Linked DNA regions of Mus musculus: all the other regions are linked to region 3. Evidence: chromatin loops called from intact Hi-C (ENCODE). Cell type or tissue: left cerebral cortex. All regions are shown on one strand.

What was found. Hi-C counts contacts between places; a loop is a spot of excess contacts. Peaks named below come from ENCODE experiments on the same cell type or tissue, not always from the same donor. Only the 100,000 strongest peaks of a DNase experiment are listed, where the experiment ranks them.
Region 1: a loop joins it to region 3, with 2.6 times the contacts of the local background. A loop is called at or near these places in 7 of 42 quality-filtered maps.
Region 2: it touches region 3 in a loop (3-fold over the local background); 2 of 42 quality-filtered maps call a loop at or near these places.

Annotation. Positions count from the first base shown.
Region 1 is chr9:31,859,462-31,864,461 of GRCm38, forward strand. All of the region lies in intron 1 of Barx2 (BarH-like homeobox 2), which reads right to left. Among named protein-coding and RNA genes, the nearest start is that of Gm31497, 44 kb to the right of the region's middle. In left cerebral cortex, no CTCF peak of the experiment used is centred here; a DNase peak (open chromatin) is centred at 2,790; H3K27ac peaks cover 400 bases.
Region 2 is chr9:31,792,445-31,797,444 of GRCm38, forward strand. No RefSeq gene overlaps it. Among named protein-coding and RNA genes, the nearest start is that of Gm31497, 110 kb to the right of the region's middle. In left cerebral cortex, no CTCF peak of the experiment used is centred here; DNase peaks (open chromatin) are centred at 705 and 2,682.
Region 3 is chr9:31,910,917-31,915,916 of GRCm38, forward strand. Barx2 (BarH-like homeobox 2) reads right to left here and starts at 2,369. Exons shown (of 4, transcript NM_013800.2): 1 at 1,989-2,369. The coding sequence starts at 2,175. It overlaps Gm31497 (a long non-coding RNA gene), which reads left to right. Exons shown (of 3, transcript XR_379218.3): 3 at 97-282. In left cerebral cortex, a CTCF peak has its summit at 2,117; DNase peaks (open chromatin) are centred at 2,131, 2,659, 2,913, 3,685 and 1 more place; H3K4me3 peaks cover 2,822 bases.

The DNA of each region.
Region 1 (5,000 bases), 51 kb before region 3:
CTTAACTCATAAGGATGTTCAGAGAAGGAGGGCGCTTAATGATTATCCCAGTTGACTCCCTCATTTCAGGGAAGCTAGTCCCAGGAAAGTTAAATGACTTGCCTAATACAACATAACCAGGAAAAGCAAATTGAGGGGTCAAAACCACAATCTCCTGGCTTAACGTCCAGGGCTCTTAGCACTGGGTCATGAGTCACACGTTTACGAGGGAAGGACAAACAGATGTTTAATTCACATAAAAACCTGGCTCAATTATGACTAGTTACCTGCCAGAAGCACTGTTTAAAGAGGGTTCTCAGGCTGGGTTGGAGCTTTCTGTGGTTGATTAACAATGTCTGCCATGGGCAGGTTGTAGGGTGCACCGGGTTCAGGAACATATAAATGGTTTTTACTCTGCTTCTTAGGAAAGTTAAAGCAAAAAGGGCTTTTGCAGCTAACAATCTAAGTCTATAAGTGCACATTTTAAAAGACCACTGTCTGTTACTGTTTATAGGTTGAGGTTTAAAGTGTCTCTGTCTCTCTGGTCTCAGTTTTTTTCATCTAGATAATAAGACTAGCTAACTTCTCAGAACTCTTCAAATTCTGACATACTGATGCTACAGCAAAGTGTCTCTCGGCCCACATTCAACAGCTGATGAAACCAGAGAACGCTGGGGGGGCTGCCCTTTGAACCTCATTGCATGGCCTGCCAGCAGCCACAAAGGCAGAGCAAGCAAGAGCCAACCAACATTCACACTTGTCCTGGGCTGAAACCAACTACATCATAGAAGCCCCCAGGTGCTGCTTGTGAACCCAATCTCATCTGGCTTGGCATTGCTCTTTGTATTCATTCCTGTGCCTGTGTTCTGGATGCCAGGCCCAGTCATTAAAACAGATAACTCTTCCTGTTCTTTGAGAACACTCTAGCGAGGCCCAGTAGAAACCACAAAGTTGTTAAGAAATAATAAATCACCGAGTGCAACAACTTCCAGGAAACCTAAAGCCAACTCTAACACTTGAGGGTTTGTGTTGTGTATTCATTTTAAGAAAAAAATAATAATCTGGACTGGCCCAATGGCTCAGGGGTTAAGCACACTTCTGCTCTTTTGGGGGACCTGAGTTTGGTTCCCAGCACCTGTCACATCCTCCTGTATATGTTGTTCTGGCAAAGATTGGGGGGGGGGAGATAGGAACTCATCTACTGTTGCTGGCAGTATAAAAAGATTTTTTAAAAATAGAAGAAAAAGCATTTTACATGCCCATTGTCAACATGTGCCAAGTCGCTGACAGAAATTCCAAGATGAGTTCTACCGTCCATGTGCACAGAGGTTTGTGTGTCACCACGTCCACTGCGGTCTTGTTCACAGTAGTGGAAAGGGGACACAATCTACATACTTATTAACACGGCAATGAGCTATATCTGCAGTGTGGTCTAGCGATATAACCTGATAAATACATAGATGAATGGATCAACTAACTATCCAAATATATAGTAAGTGAGAAAAACACAGTATGAGGCTTGTGTAGTCAGAAAAGCTGTGTGACCATGTTTACAAATGCTTTTTTAGAAATCCAAAAAGTTATTTATTTCACGAATAAAAATAACAACCTCTAGGGAAAGGCAGAAGTAAAATAGAATAGAAAGGAATCTACTGGTATTGATCTCTGAGCACGGACTATGGGCCATGTGCTCTGGAAGCTTGGGTTACAAGCAAGTTCCACCTTCGTCGACGCTCATGTTTCAGAAGAGGAGGTAAGTCATATAGTGACAGGCAGTGGTGAGCTCTCCAGAGAAAGCTAGGGCAAAGAGAGAAGGTAGAGCAGGTGTGTGGAGACCTCTGAGGAAAGGTGGCCTTTCAGAGGATAAGTGAATCTCAGTGTGATAGTCTCAAGAAGACGCAGGGCTACTGAGCACCTGGAGGCCCAGAGCCAGCATGTGCAATCCCTTTCAGGGCAACAAGCTTTGACTCAAGGACTAGTAAATGCCTGAGGTGAGAAGGGTAGAAAAGTTCAGAGAGACCTGCTGGGGTCAGGTCATAAAGAGATGTCATTCAGAATGATGAAAAGCCATCTACGAGATTCTGCTGATCAGAGGCAAGATCCAGTTATTAATGACCACACTGCAGATATAACCCAGCTCATTGCTGTGTTAATAAGTATGTAGATTGTGTCCTCCTTCCACTACTGTGAACAAGACCGCAGTGGACGTGGTGACACACAAATCTCTGTGCACATGGACGGTAGGACTCATCTTGGAATTTCTGTCAGCGACTTGGCACATGTTGATGGTGGACATGTAAAATGCTTTTTCTTCTATTATTTTTATGGCCACTGTGGAGAACAGCCTCAGAAGCAGGTGGGGAGAGTACAAAGCCAGTGAGGAGTAGAGGCCAAACCCCAGGCCCTAGAGACAACATCTGTGACCAGGGTGCTATCATATTCTGGGTATACTTCATTGATAAGGCGAAAAGGTCTAATAGACAGTTCCAGAGCAAGGGTGAGTGGGAAAACCCAAGACTGCTGTGGTAGACAAATAGCTGTTAGACATCTCTGATGTGTTGAGGTGGCAGCTCGGTAACCTAGGCTGAGGTTCAGGGGAGCAAGAGACTGGAGGGGCTTTGACTCACCCAGTGTATGTGGCATTTTAAGCTATGAGCTGAATGAGGTCACCCAGCGAGTGAGTGGAAGAGAGAAGAGATGGGAGGACTGAGCCTGGGGCATACCAACATGTGAGGTCATGAGGAGGGAGAGATGCCAGCCCCAGACAGCAAGGAAAGGACAAAGAAATGGAAGCCAGCATCCCCTGGAGCTCCAGTACCTAAGACAATACTTCTGTGCTCTGTACAGTCTGCCACATGCTTGTGTTATTTTTATAAGTTGGAAAAGGAAGAATTTAGCTAAATGAGCCTTAAGTTCCATTCTCATTCCAAAGTTCTGATTTTTTTCAGTCTTTTTTGAGCTTCTAAAAAGCCAGGCAAAGGAAACTGATGGGTAAACTATGTTTAGTTTTGAGATATTGTTGGAAAGCAAACTGTGGGTGCTCTCTTAGGTAAAGGGAACTCTTTTCATCACAGCCAGGGTCTGCAGAACTCTTTCTCTTTATGCTGGAAGATATTTGAGTTTATATTCTAGGTTAAGACACAATCTTTCCTTCAGAATAAATGTCACTAAATGTGGAGAAATGAGAGGTCTTTATACAAGTGAAAGAGAAAACTGGAGAGTCTTAGGTTAATTTTTTAAAAGAACTATGCTTACTTAAAAGTTTACTTGAAATAGATCATAGATCCCAATATAAACTCATAGAGTCTCGTGGCTTTGTTTAGGCTGAGAATTCTTAGTAGCAGCACCAAAAATACAATGCAGTTTTAAAATGGAAAAAAGAAAAAAGAAAGAAAAGATGATCCTTGTCAAGCTTAAATCTTTCATGTAGAGCATGTCTTTTCATATGTGGAATCTAGATTTATATTTGTGTACATACACCTGTGTGCATGTGCCTGTGAGCGTGCTCACGTGTGTGCTCCTGTACGAAGGAGATGGAAGGAGAGAGAGGAAAAAAGTAACACAAGAGATCTTAAGGGATTGGGAGATGGGGAGTGGGACATATTGACCCAAGGGATGGTGCAAATGAAATGGGGGAGGGGAGGCAAGGGGGTTGAGGAAGGGAAGGCAAGAGGAATGGGGGAGGGGCGGCAAAGGGGAGATGAGGCAAAGGGGATGGTGGAGGGGGTGCAAAAGGAATGAGGGAGGGGAGGCAAAGGGGAGAGGGAGGGGAACATAGGGGAGGGGGAGGGGAGGCAAGTGGATTGAGGGAGGGAAGACAAGGGGGTTGGGGGAGGCAAGGGGGATGGGGAGGAGATGGGAAAGGGGAGGCAAAGGGAATGGGGCATGGGGTACAAAAGGAATGGGGGAGTGGAGGCAAAGGGGATGGGAAGGGGAGACAATGGGGTCAGGGGGAGGGCAATGGAGGAGTGAGCAGACTAGGAAGTATAATGACATACGCATATAAACATTCCACAGTGTTGTGGGAAAGGCCGTGCTATAGGCTGGGAGGGGGATTCACATCTAACAATGGATGAATGATTTGTATGTAGAGAATACTAAAGATTTCAACTTTAAAATTTATAAAAATGATCAAAAGTAGGCAAGGAGTGTGCTACATATCTGTAATCCCAACACTGGGGAGGTCGAGGCCAGAGGGTGGCTACTTAGAGGCCAGTCTGGGCTAGATAGTGACAACTTCTCATACATTTTTTAAAGACGAAGAATTGAAATTTTATATATAAAAAAAAACTTCATCAAGACATCATCAAAGATGATTAAAATAATGGATTAGTCACTGTGAAGATGCAAAATAAGACCTGGGATTCCACCATACAGGGATAGGAATATCCACAGTGCTTTGTAAGCTGGCAGGGAAGAGGAGGGGCTGGAATTCTTACACCTGTCTTCTTTGGAATAAGACTGGCAGTTTCTCATAAAGTTAAATATACAGACACTGTGTGACCCAGCAAAGCAAGTTCCTAAGTGTTGATCCAAGAGAGAAGAGCACACAAACCTACAAGCCAACGCTTAGGGTAGCTTCTTAGTAACTGGAAACAATCCAAGCACCCCTTAGCTACAGAGGGACAAAGAATGTAGTGTTTACGATGAACACTCCACACTCTCAGAAATCAAAAGAGAAGAGTTCTGATGCACACAGCACAGGGAAACCTCAAGCGCATTGTCCTTAGTCGAACGGAATGCTGCCTGGTGACGTCACTTTCCTGACATCCTAGAGGAGACATAACTACAGGTGGAGAAGACACTGCCAGAGAGTGGGCACTGGGTGAAGCTGACTATGGAGAGAACACAGCTCCAGGGAACTGAGGGGGACTGAGAGTGTTCTGTACCCCAAATCCAACAGTCATTATGCAGCTTTTCATTTTTATTAAGACTCACATCCTTAGCCAGTCGATGGTGGCGCATGCCTTTAATCCTAGCACTTGAGAGGCAGAGGCAGGCAGATTCTGAGTTCAAGGCCA
Region 2 (5,000 bases), 120 kb before region 3:
GATTGAATTCTTTACTATGCGGGCATCTCATTTTCCTTTTGCTGTTCAACTTCATCTCTGTTTTAAATCTGCCATAACGCTGGAAGAAGTTAGTATAATTTGGAGAGAAATTGTGTACATGTATGTTAATATTAAACATGGAGTTTAAAGTCACAGACACCTCAGTTTTCTGTACCTGTGTTCATAGATAGGTCCCTTCCATGAGCATATTTCTCCTTCTTTCATTCTGAACAAACCAGTTAAAGAGACACATTGCTCCAGAAGTATCATGGAGGTAGCTGTAACTAGAGAGGCCCATCGAATGACTGGTTACCAATATTTAAGACCTTGCTTTACCCAATCTACTCAAGGCTTAGGTTTCTAAAGACATACTTTGAAAGTGACCAATTTTGATATTTCAGTCTATGTTGGGTGAAGGACATAGCTCAGTTAGGTGAATGCCTGCCTGGTATGAACAAAATCCTGGGTTGAATTACCAAGATGCCATAAAAATAGAAAAAAACAGGCATGTAATACGTGTCTTTAATCTCAGCACCAAGGGGGAAGAATCAGGAGGGTCAGAAGTTCATGGCAAACCTTGGCTAAATAGTGAGTTCAAGGCCAGTTTGGGATACAAAAGAACCGATCTCAAAAAAGAAAAAAAAATGTGGATTACTCATAGTGACTCAACAGAGACTGAAAAGAAGAAAAGAGTGCCAGAGAGGCAAAGATAGACTCTATCAATGTAACAGAGCCACAGACCTTAGTAGGCCCCAAGATTTCGGCATAACTAACTCCATGGTGGAAGTACCATTCAGGCTGTAAAATTGAGCATGTAAGCCACACCACCTGCCAAAACTAAACAAAGGCCTAATCCATCAAAGTTATGGGAAAGTCTCCAAATGTTCTAACCTTGCTTTTTGGCTTCTGTCATTCTGATTCTGGCCAATTGTTCTTTTTAACTGAAGTGTGTTAACTTAGGATATGGTTTTTGTGCTTAAAAGCTCACCCTGAAAAAGGCTCAGGGCTACACTGAAATCCTGAACACCTAATACAGTTACTGCCTGACTAATAAAGACTTTCTATTGTCATAAACCCATGTCTGAGTAGTCTTCTCTGGTGACTACTCTACAACATTCTGTGCTAGAAGACTTGCATAAACAATGTTTTAGTATTCCTAAGTATTATTTTCCCTTGATGTTACAGTATTGGGATTATCTTATTCTTTTATCTCATTGTGAAACCTGTATTTGATAATGGCATGGAGTCTTAATAACCTGGCTCTCTATGATTATCATTATATTCTTTTATCTGTATAAAAGAACACCTTATATTCTTTTATCTGTAATGTTCTTGTAGCCATTAGTCTGAAAGGATGGTCCCAAAGAAGGTAGCTAGTGGCAAAGCTTGACAGGCTACGTTTGCTGTGAGGCATGTGAGCTGACTGGGGTGAAGAAGACCTACTCCCCCCCCCCTACTTTTTAAAGCTTTGTTATAAATAAGACACACACACACCCACACTAAGTCAAGCCAAGCAATAAGCCAGCACCAAGAGGGTTGCTTATCTGCCCAAGGTCACTATCTCAACAGTAGATTTCTAAGAATGTACGGCCATTCTTTCATCCAATATCATTTCAAACTCTTCCTCTTTGCCATCTTTTCCTGATCTACTGTCCCATCCTTTCCACAACACTTTAAACCAGGTACTGCTCAGTGGTGGGATATTTCCCTGGTGTGGGTGAAGCCCTGGTTCTATCCCCAGCACAGTGAAAAAACAAAAGGTCAAACTGGCTCATGGGTCTACTCCTAAAGCCATCTTTTCTCAGTTAAATCTGTGTCTTTCTCTTGCCTCAACCCCTGCATTGCCTTCTGAAGGGGAAAAAAAAATCAAACTTGTATGAATGAGTATCTCTCTCCTTGGGTCCTCTACATTCTATCCTTTTCCCATCCAAGTGATTCACAGCCGAGCCTTGTTCATTTCTTCCTTGTCGTTCTGTTACTAGTTACAGAAAAACAAGAGGATCAAAATGGAGCATCGAGATGAGCTGTCCCTAGCTATATAGTTGATAGAAGAGGCCCCCCAACCCTGTTATAGCTGTCTCGTATGAGGTTATGCCAGTGTCTGGCAAATACAGAAGTGGATGCTCACAGTCATCTATAAGATGGAACACAGGGCCCCCAATGGAGAAGCTGGAGAAAGCACCCAAGGAGCTGAAGGGGTCTGCAACCCTATAGGTGGAACAACAATATGAACTAACCAGTACCCCCCCCCCCCAGAGCTCATCTCTCTAGCTGCATTTGTAGCAGAAGATTGCCTAGTCAGCCATCACAGGGAAGAGAGACCCCATGGTATTGCAAACTTTATATGCCCCAGTACAGGAGAATGCCAGGGCCAAGAAGCGGGAATGGGTAGGTAGGGCAGCAGGGGCGGAGGGAAGGTATAGGTAACTTTCAGGATAGCATTTGAAATGTATATAAAGAAAATATCTAATATAAATAAATAAATAAATAAATAAATAAGCCCCGAAATCATTTATGAGAGGCACTGTTTTAAGCAACTCATTGATAAAAGCAGAATCAAAACTGCTATGTGTGTCCTGTGTGCCGCCCCACCCCAGGCTTCTTTCTGTCCTGTGAGTCACTGGATTTAGAAGGGTGGGATATTCTGGTAAGTGTGGGAGGCTCTTCTCAGAGCTCTTCCCACACCCCAGCCCAAAATAATTCACTGTTTCTCATCTTACATCAACACAGCTTTTGTTTTTAGCTGAGCATCATTGTCACCTCATTCCAACCATTCATTCATTATTCATTTGGTGAGCATCTTCAGGCACCAGGATTGATTCTTGAGAAACTAAGATGACAGAGAAAAAATGTTCTTTCTCTCAAAAAGCATGTGGTCTTGATGGCAAGGAGGAAGAAGACATAGACACATCAATTATCATTGATGAGACATTGGAGCCAGAAAGATAGTTGAGACAAATTTAGTATCTTTGGAAGAGAATATGCAGAAGCAACTTAAGCCTGGAACTCTGGGGTATAAAGGAAATTCCAGATAGCTTATTGAGGCTAGTGTTTGTGGAGCAGTCTTGAAGACTAGAAGTAGTGTGTAAGCCCAGCAGTAGGAAGTCAAATCATGAAGGCCTTGTGGACCACGCACAAAACTCTACACATTCTCTTTCAGCAAACAGGAATCTTAAAGTTATTTAAGCTTGGGAGTTATGCGTCTAGACATGTATTTTTAAAAGGTTACTTTAGGGGCAGAGTAAAGAATGACTGAGAAGGAAATGAGACCAGAGACCAGGAAATAATTTGACAGGTTGTTGTCATGCAAAAGTCAACAAGGGCCTGCATGGATTCACCCACCAGCACTTTTAAGAACAGTTGGTACCAAGTTGGGTATGAAGGCATAAATAATGAGAGAAGATTTAAGGATAATTCTCACAATCTTGATAAAGGTGGATGAATGAATTATAGTTCATTTTATCAGAAAGCAGAGAAAGGAGAAAAGGTCAAAGGTGAGACTTGGGAGGAAATAAAATGACCCCAAGCTTGAGATTCCTAAGTTACTTCCAGGTAGAGGCTTCTCATTGGCAGATGGAGTTAGATTGCCTTAAGATAATGACCCAGACTGAAGATACTGATTTGAACATCACTGTAAGACGGGTCAGCAACTGAAGTCCTAGGAGAGAAAGACATTATCCAGTGGATGGAAGACTGTGGCAGAATCTTAGAGGGTGCCAATACTAGGGTGGAAACAGAAAGAGGGGTCTTAAGGGCAGACTCAGAGCTGTTACTAAATAGTGAAGAGAATAGGCGGTGGAGGTCATAAAGAACACACAGGGAGAACTCAGGAAGCCTACTCCAGTGATGTCTACCATAGAGAGGTGAAATGGGAATAGATTGCTATACCAGAAAGCTTCCTATACCTTAGCAAGAACTCTGACTACTGAACTGTTGGGAGAAGACCAAATGTAGTGGGTTTTGCAGTGAGAGGAGCCTGAAGACCCAGAGACTAAGTCTTGAAAACCAGCTATGAAAGGGTGAAGTGCAAATATTAGCTTGAACTGTGTTTACAGAGGAGTAAGCACACTTTCTGACTGGGCAAGCCCACACACAGTGTCCTGGAGCAATTGTCTCAGGGTCAACCTTCTGCCAAAAACCACTGCTCTGACAGACAGTAAGTCAGCAATGGCCTTACCAAATGTAACGGAACACCTCAGGTTTCTAAGAGATCACTAGAAATCTCTTGAAAATTTCCCAACAAAGAAATGCTTTAAATTCTTCTTAACATGTGGTCTTTGTTTTGTTTGTCTGTCTGTTTGTTTGTTTTCAGTGCAATCAGCATAACTTTACTCATAGATTCTATGAAATGAGTAAGTTGTCTTATTGAAATGGGAAACTGATTCTAGAGTTTAAAAGGAGAAGTAAAATACCTAGAATTGTTGAAAGAATATTAAAGAACAGAGTTGAAGAAACGCCATTACCTGACTTCAAGACATCTGCTTATTCCCAAAGCACTCCAGACAAGGTGAATGAAAGACAGACAGATGACGTGGATGAGAATGAAGGGAACAGAAACAGGCCCTCGCCACGAGATCACGTGAGGCTTGATGGAAGAGAAGAGGTCATATGTCTTTTTAAGAAGCAAAAGCACCTGGACATGATATGAAATTTCTTTAAAAGTCTAGGCAGACTTTATACTATTCACAAGGAGTAACTCAAAGTGGAAAGCTAAATAAAATGCGTAAAGAAGAGAATCCCAGAAGATCAGCTTCACACTCAGCTACATAATCATGAGTTTCCCAGTAGCCTTCACATGATGTCATAGGTGTAGCATATGAAAGACACAGTCAATGACTTGACTGAAGTTTGAAGCTGTGAGTCTGAGGCAGCATCCTTGGCTGAAGTCAGCAGAAACCCATAGCCTGAATGGTTTTACAGGAGCTTAAGGGTACACTGAGATGTTTACTAGAGACGAAGGGGTTTGTTAGAAGAGTTATTGATGCCAAGGTCAGATAGGC
Region 3 (5,000 bases):
AACCCACTGTAGGCTTACGATCTGGAAGTATCAACTATTGTAGCCAGTTTTTATGAGTTTAATTCCACTAGCAAATCCTACTTTCTATATTTTAAGTCTCAACTACAGCAAATCAAGCACATTTTGAAAGAAACGATCCAGGGGGAAGAATGGAAAAAGAAGGCAAGAAAACCACCGCAAATAACCTCTCCTGCAGCAAACCAAGAACTTCTAGGAACACAGGACAAGCCTGCGACCATGTCAACTCACCTTTATTGCTCACAAAACTGCCTTTGAATCATTGCAGTGTGCCTGTTTTATTTCCCACCCAAGGTTCCATAAATCATGGAACTAGCCTGGACTGACTACGTGAAAACTTTCTGGGCCTTTTTCTCCCTCTCTTTTTCCAGCATGTTTTCTTGCATGACCCAACTCTGTGACTCCCACAAGCCATGGAAAGTGGCCTTAGAATTACATCAAAGCCCCTGAAAGGCAGCAGGTACTAAACAGGGCCCTGGGTCCCTCAGGAACTGAACCTATCTTCTGGGTAGCGAGACTCAACGGGGTACAATGAGAATTGTCACGGGGGGGGGTCCTCATTGGGATTTTATTGTTGTGGCAAATAAATGTTCTCAAAGAGAAGATTTAGCCTACTTCTCCAGCCCCAAACATTCACAGATGACTCATTGGAGACTCTACATATATAGCAGACAAAATGCCAGCAGGGTGGGCCTCTATCTTGTTTCTCAAATCTATTTAATGTATACCTTGATTATTTTCTTGTTTATAAAATTCAGTATTACAAGGCTTGTTGTGGGATATCAAGTCTAAAACTACCTTGCTGAAAGAAGTGAAATATTCATTTTATGGCCAAATGTAGGAGTAACTTGATTTGGGAAAAACCTCTCCCCATATTTATTATTTAGACTTAGTGACTAGCATGGCTGGACCGTGGGAGAGATGGAATTCCAAGTATTACATTTAGCAGCTTTTTATCCCCGAAGTTCAGAAAAGAAGTCTGGGAACCACTGCAGTGGGCACACACTTCCATTTTTCCAATTATAATTTCGTGAGTTTGTTTCATGGCAGTCATACAGCAAGCACAGAACCAAAGGCCCAAAGCACTTGTTTGCTCTCAGTGGAAAGCACAGTCAAGAACTTCCTTGAAAATATTTTCAACTGTTTTAGCTCCACCTAACTTTTTTGTAGCCTGATCCCCATCTGCCAGGGAACTTTGAAACCCAGAGCTTCTCTAAATGTACACCCTGTTTTAAATGTCTTTGGATTGATTTCCTACAGATCTACTTTTTCAATGTAATTACTAAATTCTCTGTTTCCTTCCTATTGGTCTAGTTTTTGTGGACAGAGGAAACCAGGTTTGAGGGTTTTTTTTTTTTTAAAAAAACTGTTACTAGTGTTGGTTTTAGTCACTTAAAACAAACAAGGGGTTTATCCTTTCTGCTTGTGTCAAAACTCAGCACAGCCCAAAACTACTTTCCTGAGGGCAATCATTTTAAGTAAAGTTTGATGTAGTCACAAGTTTATTTTGAAGCCCATGAAACCGATTTACCTGTAAAATTACAAAAGAGGCTGGGCAATCTAACTCTAGGTGAAAGATGAGACCACCAAATTAAAGTTGAAACTGACAAGCTCACTGCGTGAAACCGCCTAGGCACTGAATCTGTTCAAGTGTTTGAAGTTTCTCACTAAAACCCCCGGTAGTGCCAGGGAGAAGGACGCTTTCTCCAAGAAGCCAGGACAGTTATGCTACATTGGCGTCTCACTCCAAGGACCACTTGGTCTTAACTCATCTCCCATCCAGGGAGCAGTACCTGCCCAGGCCCGGTTGCAAACGCTTTTGAATGCCCACCACTGGCGGGCGAGTCTGTTCTTGCAAGGACGCAGGAAAAGAATCCTTTGGTCCCTCTGGCTCTCAGGTTGGAAAGCAGAGGCGACCGCACACGGGCAAAAGTACAGCAGCCCACTATATCGCCCAGCGGTTGTCTTACCGGTACAAGAGTGCAGGGGCTTGGGTCGCACCACCAGCGACGGGCACACAGAGTAGAGGGAAAGTTTCTCAAAGTAGTCGCAGGTCTCCTTGGAGAGGATCTCATCGATCATGAAAGTCTTGTAGCGCCGCCTGGCTGCTTTGAGCTGGCCGGGTGAGCTCAGCCTCAGTTCCGCGTGGCAGTGCATGGTGAGCCGGGACCAGAGCCTGGCGACCTGAGCGCGGCGAGCGCCTGGCCGTCCGGGACCGCAGGAGGTGGCTCGCTGGCTGGGGCCTGAGCCCCGCTCCTCGGCAGCCAGAGGGGCGGCGGGGCCCGGGGAGGCGCGCAAAGCAGAGAGGGCACGGGCGCGCCTGCTGCGTCTACACCCACCCGCCGAGCAGCATCTTTGACTACAGCCTTTTTGGGACACCGCAGCTGTCAATCAGCGCGCACTTCCTGCAGGGCCAGGTGCGGAGCGCGAGCCGAGGGGCGTCGGCCGCTACCCCGCCCCTGCGCGCCCGTGCGGCTGGGGTGCTGACCTGCGCACCCCGGGTCCGACCGCTCTTGCCCGCTGCCTCCCGCCGATCCGAGAGTCGAGCGCTCCCCAGGCGGCTCTATTTTAAGACACTCGCTCCGGTTCTCCTTTCCCCCTCCCCCAGCTCCAGGTGTGTGTACGGGTGTGTGCGCGCGCTCGTGTGTGTGTGTGCACGCGCAGGACTGCGGGCGCGCGCCTCCTTCTCCAGGGACTCAGGAGTCTAGCCGCCACTTTTCCGAGTCGCATCGCCCCTCTGTCCTCCCTTAGCGCCAGTCCTGCTAAAGGGGGCACCGCTCCCGCCCCTCCGCCCCCGCAACCCTATAGGCAGCTATGTCCACACCTCTTGCCATAAAGCAGTGGCATCTTCATCCAGAATCGCGAAGCTCCGGGCTCCAGAGCGCGCGCTTTCCGACGACCACCGAGCCTCACTTGTCCCCGCTGGGCCATTTCCCTAAACCACAGTGTCCTCTCTCAACCCAGCCCACAGCTCCGAAGCCCGCGCTGCAGCCGTGCGCTCCCGAGGTGGGGCATTTGCTCCAAGGTTGCAAACTTGATTGCCTCACTACGACCCCAAACTACAAATGAATTTAGCACACTCCGTTATCCCAATTATAAACTAGGGTAGTAATGTGGTGTGTGTGAGTGTGTGTTTAAATTCTGTTCATACAACGGTTTTCTTTTGCCAGAAAGGGCCAAAACAGCGGGATCGCGACGTGCCCGCGGCCCTTCCAAAGTTAGCCCAAATTCTGGCTTTTCCTAGTGCCCAATCCCGCTTTCCATTCCGGGGTATAACACACTTCTGGTATTGGGGGATGGTTTGCCTCTTTCTTCCTAGCGTCCTAATCTCAGAATCTGTTCCTACCAATGTCTGTACGAACTTTGTTCCTAACCACAATCCTTGCGTTAGAGCGTCCGGCCCGCACCTAAGCGCCTAGGACAGCTCCTGCTGTCAGTGACTCTTCCAGCCGGCCGGCCGGCCGTGGGAAACGACCTCCGGGTGCACTCCCAGCCCCCAAGACTGTGCCCCTGAAGTGGTGTGCGCAAGCTGGAAAAGAAACGGACAGCGGGGACACAGAATTTGGGACAAAACAGCCGATGGTGTTTGCCTGACGCTCGCACGGTGCGACTGATCCCGTGGCTACGCGCTCCGAGCATGGTTAGCCGCGGAAGCAAGTCGGGACGCGCACCTGGGCCGGTGGTTAAACTCGCTAAGGAACAAACTTGCTGAACTAATGATTAAACACTTAAAGAAAATAGGCATTAATAGACTGAATCATAGTCGAGCGTTTGCTGTGGGCATCAGCTCGTATTAATGATTTTTATTTCTCGTGTGTCTGCCTCTGCCTGATTTCTCTTTCCTTCTTAACTCTTGAGATTGCTTTTATTTCTGCTGTACCAGACATAGGTAGCCAGCACTGCAGCTAGGTACCCCAGAGGCTGAGGTCCTTGCCTTTATCCCTGGACTCTGTGGACTATCTGCTGTGGAGGACGGAGGGCCTAGGACCTGTCGGGGTGCGCCACCGGTCGCCTCGACCCGCTACGCGAGGAGCCAGGGGCCAGGGACCCAGCGCAACACTCGCTGCCGTGCTAATCCTGAGGCGCTGCTCTCTTGAGTCACCCGTACAGTGCCATGCCGCACCATAGGCAGCCACGAAGAAACTAAGTGCTTGGCGGGAATTGAGTCTGACGGAGGCGACAGGGAGACCGGCTTGCAGCGCTCGGAGCCCGGCATCCGAATGGCCTCAGGGCCGGAGCTTGAGCGTGCCGCTGCGCTTAGGCTAGCAGGTTCCGGAGTGGTCTCGCGAAGGCGTGCGCTCTGGGTCTCACTATCGGTAACCCTGTCTCTGTCCTGCACTCCTGTCCTTCAACCTTTTTTCTTTCTTTCTCTTGGCTCTTCCCTCTTTTTACCCCTCTCATTTCTCCCTTTCCCTCGTTGGTACTCGCCTTTGGGGCTTCTAAGTTTGGGCTCCTTTTTCTCTTTCCTTACTTCTGCCCTTCGTTCCGTTCTTCCCCCCATAATGCATGCTTGTTTCTTTTTCTTCTTCCCTTTCTTTCTCCCTCTCCACCTTTTCTCTCTCCAAACTCGAGTCAGGAGTGGCATTTGTGAACCCGTACCCAGGGAAGCTCTTAGACAGACCAAGTGCTTGAACTCCTAGCCCAGTCTGCAGGAATGGACTGGCCCCATGACAAGTCTTTCCAAGTGGGGCCTCATTCTGTCGTCTTACTGCTCCCTTCTTCCCATAGAGCCTCAGGCACAAAATTCACTTAAACCCTCCTGTCAATTTGGCTTGAAAGCTAGTGAATTTTGATAGCCAAAGAAGTAGAGAGCATCCCCCATCGGTGCCTTACAAACTTTCTCTCTCTTTTTTACCCCCCCCTACAAGGAAGGAAGGGGACTGGAAGAACAAATTCCCGCTGAAGGAAGGAATAAGCAGCCCTGAATCTTGGAGCCTAGAGTCTTTGGCTGTCTGGTATTCGTTCCCTAAACTGACCTTGGC